Linked DNA regions of Homo sapiens: region 2 is linked to region 1. A link is a contact called in ENCODE Hi-C data. All regions are on one chromosome and are shown on one strand. The core of a region is the stretch at or near the end of the contact, and the rest is flanking DNA. Distances in the headings are between cores, read along the strand shown.

Region 1 (3,124 bases), core at 570-3,069:
AAAAATTGGAATAGGTAAAGAAAAATTGAAAAATTATACAAACCTATACACTAAAACTACAGTGTTTCAATAGACATTAGAGAAATCCATAAGCAAACAGAGTGTGTGTCCATGGATTAGAAGACTCAATATTCTTAAATAGATTTATGGATTAAATGCAATCATAATCAAAGTTACAGCAGACTTTTTTGTAAAAATTGACATGATAATAAATTTATATGAAAATGCAGAGGACACAGAAGAGTCAAAACAATTCTGAAAAAAGAACAAAGTTTTTCTCTATTTCAAAATATACTCCCAAAGCAACAATTATCAAGTTAGCGTGGTACTGATGTAAAGAGAAACTCAAAGATCAATTAAACAGAATAAGACAGTGCAGAAACAGACCCATATGTGTGACAAACTGATTTTCAACAGAGGTACCCAAGTCACACAATCAGAGACAGGGTCTTGCTGTGTTGTCCAGTCTGCAATGCAGTGGTATGAACATGGATCACTGCAGCATCAACCTCTTGGGCTCAAGCAATGCTCCCAATTCTGCCTTGCACCACCAGTCCAGGCTAATTTTTTAAATTTTTTATTTTGTAGAGACAGGGTCCTGCTGTGTTGCCCAGGCTGGTCTCGAACTCCTGGACATAAGTGGTCTTCCTGCCTCAGCCTCCCAAAGTGCTGGGATTACAGGTATAAGCCCCCATGTCTGACTAAAGGACAGCCCTTTCAATGAAAGATAGTGAAAGAACAAGATGTCTGTAGGGGGAAAAAAATGAACCTCAACTCTTAGCTCACAGCATACATAAAAATTAAAATGGATCACAGACCTATACATGTAATAGGTACAACTTAAAAAGTTTTAGAAGAAAATACAGTCATGCACTGCTTAATGATGGGGATACATTCTGAGAAATGTGCAATTAGACAATTTCATCATTGTGACAACATCCTAGGGTTTACTTACATAAACCTAAATGGCATAGCCTACTACTTCTAGGTACAGACCTGTACAGCATGTTACCCTACTGAATACTCTAGGCAGGTGTAACACAATGATATTTGCACATCTAAACACATCTAGAAAAGTACAGTAAAAATATGATATAGAAGATTTAAAAACGATATACCTGTCTATTGCATTTATAATACCATGAATGAAACTTGTAGGACTGGAAGCTGCTTTGAGTGAGTGAGTGGCGAGTGAATATGAAGGCCTAGGTGATTACTGTAGACTATGAACACTGTATAATGTATAAAATAATTAAAATTATTTTTTTCTTCAGTAATGAGTTAACCTTTGCTTTCTATAACTTTTTCACTTTATACACTTTAAAATTTTTAAAAACGCCTTGACTCTTTTATAACAGTTTAAAATATGAACACATTGTACAGCTATACAAAAATATTGTTTCTTTACATCTTTATAAATATTTTTCTATTTTTTTTAACGTCTTTAACTTTTGGTTAAAAATGAAAACACAGCATATACGTTAGCCTAAACCTACACAGTCAGGATCATCAGTATCACTGTCTTCCACCTCCACATCCTGTCCCACTGTAAGGTCTTTCGGAGCAGGCATCGAGTAGTCATCTCCTACGCTAACAATGCCTTCTTTTGGAATATCACCTGAAGGACCCACCTGATGCTGTTTTACAGTTACCTATTTTTTTTTAAATAAGTGAAAGTAATACACTTTAAGAAACAATGAAAAGTACAATATATAAAATAAAGAAGTAACACAGTCATGTACTATCACAATCAAGTATTATGTATCTAACTGCATGTGCTATGTTTCTACACAACCGGCAGCACAGGTTTGCTTACACCAGCATCACCAAAACATGTGAGTAATGCACTGCAGTATGACTTACAACATTTACATCACTAGGCAATATGAATTTTTCAGCTACATTATAATCTTATGGTATTGTCATATACATGGCCCACTGTTGACAGAAACTTATTATATAGCACGTGACACATAACAAATAGGAGAAAGATGTGTGACCTGGGGTACACAAACATTTCTTGGACAGTACACAAAAAAAGTGAAAACCATAAAAGGCAAGAATTGATAAATAAGACATCAAAATTAAAAACGTCTGTTCCTCAAAAGACATCACTGAGAAAATGAAAAGGCAAGCTACAGTCTGGAAGAAACCATTTGTAATACAAATATTTGGCAAACTATTTGTAACCAGAACATCCAAAGAACTCCTATAATTCAGTAAGAAGATGAACAACCGAATAATAGGTGAAATATTTGAATAGACAGGTCACAAAAGTATATGCAATGGCAAAAAGTCTGAGTGAAGACATTTCCTATCATTAGTCATAAGAGAAACGCAACTTAAAACCACAGTAACATACTCCCACACACTCGTTAGAATGACTAAAATGAAAACCACTGACCACAGCAAGCACTGGTGAGGGTGCAGAACACCTAAAATTCTCATTACATTAATGCTGAGACTGTAAAATGACACAACAGTTTTAAATTTTTGTAAAATGTAAGCATATGCTTACCATAAATCCAACAATCATACTCTTCAGTATTAATTAAAGAGAAAAGAAACAGGCCTATCAGCTTTATTCATATTAGGCAATGACTGGTATTAATCCGCATGTACGTCACCAGTGGGAGAGATTAACAAATGGTGGTATAGCTGTGCAAAGGATAATGACTTCACAATAAAAGAAATAAATGACTGAGAAATGCAACAAAGTTAACAATCTCAAAAAACATTACGCAGAATGAAAGAAGTAGATACAAGACAGTATATATTGTATGAGTTCATTTCTGTGACATTTTTAAAAAGATGAATCAAATCTTTAGTGTCTGAAAGCAGACCAATGGCTACCTAGGGCCACGTGTGGATGTACTATGGGTACAGGGAAGACTGACTGCAAAGAGGCATGGCAGAACTTTTTGAGGCAATGAGAATGTTTTATATTTTTATTGTGATGGGGGCTACATGCATATATATGTTTGTCAGAAGTCATCTAATCATATACTTAAAATGAGTTCATTTCATTATATGTAAATTATACTTAAGTTGACTAAAAAATGAAAACAACCTAAACGTTCAATGATTTGGGAAGGTTTTAATAAGTTAAAGTGTATCTACATAA
Region 2 (3,031 bases), core at 352-2,851, 1.3 Mb after region 1:
ACTGGATGTCCACATGTAAAAGAATGAAGTTAGACCCTTATTTTATACCACATTACATTAGTTAAAAATTAACCTCAAACTCTAAAATACCTTCAAGAAAACATAGGATAAAAACGTTATGGCATTGAATTTCCCATATACAATAATTTCTCATATACAACACCAAAAGTACAGTTAAAAAAAATATGGATGTGAGGGTGATCTGGCTGTGGCACCTGTCACCCCATTGATTGCCAGGGTTGATTTGGCTGACCTGGCTGACTAGGCACGTGTCCCCTTCCTCCCTCGCCTCCCGAAGCTGTGCGCTTGGTTTAAGAGGACAACCATCCCAGATAGAGGAGGACTGGTCTCCGGTCAAGGGTATAAGAGTAGCTGCACTCCCCGGCTAGAACCTTCAAACAAGCTCTCAAGGTCCATTTGTAGGAGAATGTAGGGTAGTTAAGCTTCCAAGACTCCAGACACATCCAAATGAGGTGCTGCATGTGGCACTCTGCCTTTCTTAAAAAAGGAAGAAAGAAAGAAAAAGAAAGAAAAAGAAAGAAAGAAAGAAAGAAAGAAAGAAAGAAAGAAAGAAAGAAAGACAAATGAGACTACCTCAAACTTAAAAACTTGTGTGCATCGAAAGACACAATCAACAGAGTAAAAAGGCAACCTACAAAATGGAAGAAAACGTTTGTAAATCATATATTTGGTAAGAGGTTAACATCCAAAATATTCACAATTATTTAATATATAAGTAATTTCTACAACTCAACAACAAAATATCAAATAATCCTATTTAAAAATGGGCAAAAACCTAGGCACAGTGGTGCACGCCTGTAGTCAAAAGCTACTCAAGAGGTTGAATTGGGAGGATCACTTAAGTCCAGGAATTCAAGGTGAGCCTGAGGAATATTGCAAGACCCTGTCTCTGTAAAAAAAAAGATAAATAAAATAAAAATAATAAAAAGTTTAATGAAAAAAAGAAAAAAAACTATAAAAAATGGGCAAGGGAGTTATATAGACATTTTTCCAAAGATGACATACACGTGGCCAACAGGTACATGAAAAGATACCCAACATCACTGATCATTAGAAAAATACAAATCAAAACCTCAATGAGATACCACCTAACACCCATTAGGATAGCTACTATTCCCCCCAATCCCCCACCCAAAAAAACCCCAGAAGATGGCAAATGTTGGTGGGGATGTGGAGGCATTGGAAACCCTGTGAATGGCTGGCGGGATAGCAAAATGGTGTGATTACCATGAAAAACAGCATGATGGTTTCTCACAAATTTAAAAATACCGTTACCATATGACCCAGCAACCTCACTTCTGAGTACATATCCAAAAGAAATAAAAGAAGGCTCTCGAAGAGATATTTGCAAACCAATGTTCATGACAGCATTATCCACAATAGCCAAGAGGTGGAAGCAACCCAAATATCCATCAATGAATGAATAGATAAACAAAATTTGGTATATATACATGATGGAATACTATGCAGCCTCAAAAAGGAAGAAAATCCTGTCACAAGCTATAACATAGATGAACCTTGAGGACAAATACTGTAGATTCCACCTACATGAGGTTTCTGGAGGAGTCAAACTCATAGAAACAGAAAGTGGAAGGAATGATGGTTACCTGGAGCTATGGGGAAGGGAAAAGGAGAGCTGTTGGTTAATGGGTATTGAGTTTCAGTTCTGCAAGGTGAAAGAGTTCTGGAGGTCTGTTTCACAACAAGAGTGAAACTCCGTCTCAAAAAAAAAAACATGGTTAAGATTTTAAAAATAGTCCAGTGAAACATACAATGATCCTTTCTGTTATCCATCACCCAGCTCCCAAAATCAACAGTTCAAGGTCACGATCTGAGATTACTTTAGGCAAAATCTGTGTAGAGGTAGGGATAGACTGATGACTTTTTTCATTCATTATCCTTCTGCTGGTAACTTAACCTCGAATCCTAATCTTTTTGTAACCTAATTTCTTTGTTCTTCTTTTTTGTTTCTTTTTAGACAGAGTCTTGCTCTGTCACCCAGGTTGGAGTGCAGTGGCCTGATCTCGGCTCACTGCAACCTCTGCCTCCTGGGTTCAAGAGATTCTCATGCCTCAGCCTCCTGAGTAGCTGGGATTACAGGTGCCCACCACCACGCCCGGCTAATTTTTTTGTATTTTTAGTAGAGACGGGGTTTCACCCTGTTGGCCAGGCTGGTCATGAACTCTTGACCTTGTGGTCACCTGCCTTGGCCTCCCAATGCATTGGGATTACAGGCATGAGCCACCACGCCTGGCCACAACTCACCCGGCTAATTTTTGTATTTTTATTTTATTTTATTTTATTTTTTGAGACAGAGTCTTGCTCTGTCACCCAGGCTGGAGTGCAGTGGCATGATCTCAGCTCACTGCAACCTCCACCTCCCAGGTTCAGGAGATTCTCATGCCTCAGCCTCCTGAGTAGCTGGTATTACAGGTGCCCGCCACCACGCTTGGCCAATTTTGGTATTTTTAGTAGAGACCGGGTCTCACCATGCTGGCCAGGCTGGTCTCAAACTCCTGACCTCAGGTGATCCACCTGCCTTGGCCTCCCGAAGTGCTGGGATTACAGGATTACAGGCCTGGCCCCTTTTTGTAACCTAATTTGTGAAGTGACATCATACTCAAGGGAAGGGAGTTACATAAGGGTGGGAATCTCAGCAGGAGAAGATCACTGAGGGCCACCCCAGAGGTTGCCCACCACACTATGGGACTATTATTTGAAAGCTGTAGCTTTAGCACTTACGCTTAGCATGTTTTTACCATAACTTTTATTAGGTGCTTTGAATAACCATTTCATGAGGTATTGGTCTTTCCATTTTACAGCTGACTGTATTATGTAATGTGTTCAAGTTCACAGAACAATAATCATAATTAGAACTCATACATCTCAGACTACTGTTTTTTATTTTGCAGGGTATATTTTTATTACTATTACATGAAAATCATATTATTTAACATCAAAGTGTTCTATGGCACTATATCAATAATGGGTTTTGGAGAAATTTTCTTTT

Evidence for each region. Hi-C counts contacts between places; a loop is a spot of excess contacts on that map. Pooled maps may share reads with other maps.
Region 2: a loop to region 1 is called in a pooled map, with 11 times the contacts of the local background. The contact joins two enhancer-like sites. A Hi-C loop is called at or near these places in 3 of 37 single-sample maps with no recorded cell type and 3 of 50 pooled maps.

Annotation. Positions count from the first base shown.
Region 1 is chr1:243,594,177-243,597,300 of GRCh38, forward strand. The region is part of intron 8 of AKT3 (AKT serine/threonine kinase 3); the gene reads right to left. Among named protein-coding and RNA genes, the nearest start is that of AKT3-IT1, 200 kb to the right of the region's middle. Within about 2 kb of position 1,820, at least 4 of the 41 ENCODE cell types and tissues checked have a DNase peak (open chromatin) inside an H3K27ac peak, as active enhancers do.
Region 2 is chr1:244,943,715-244,946,745 of GRCh38, forward strand. It overlaps the pseudogene RN7SKP55. Among named protein-coding and RNA genes, the nearest start is that of DRC8, 24 kb to the right of the region's middle. Within about 2 kb of position 1,602, at least 3 of the 41 ENCODE cell types and tissues checked have a DNase peak (open chromatin) inside an H3K27ac peak, as active enhancers do.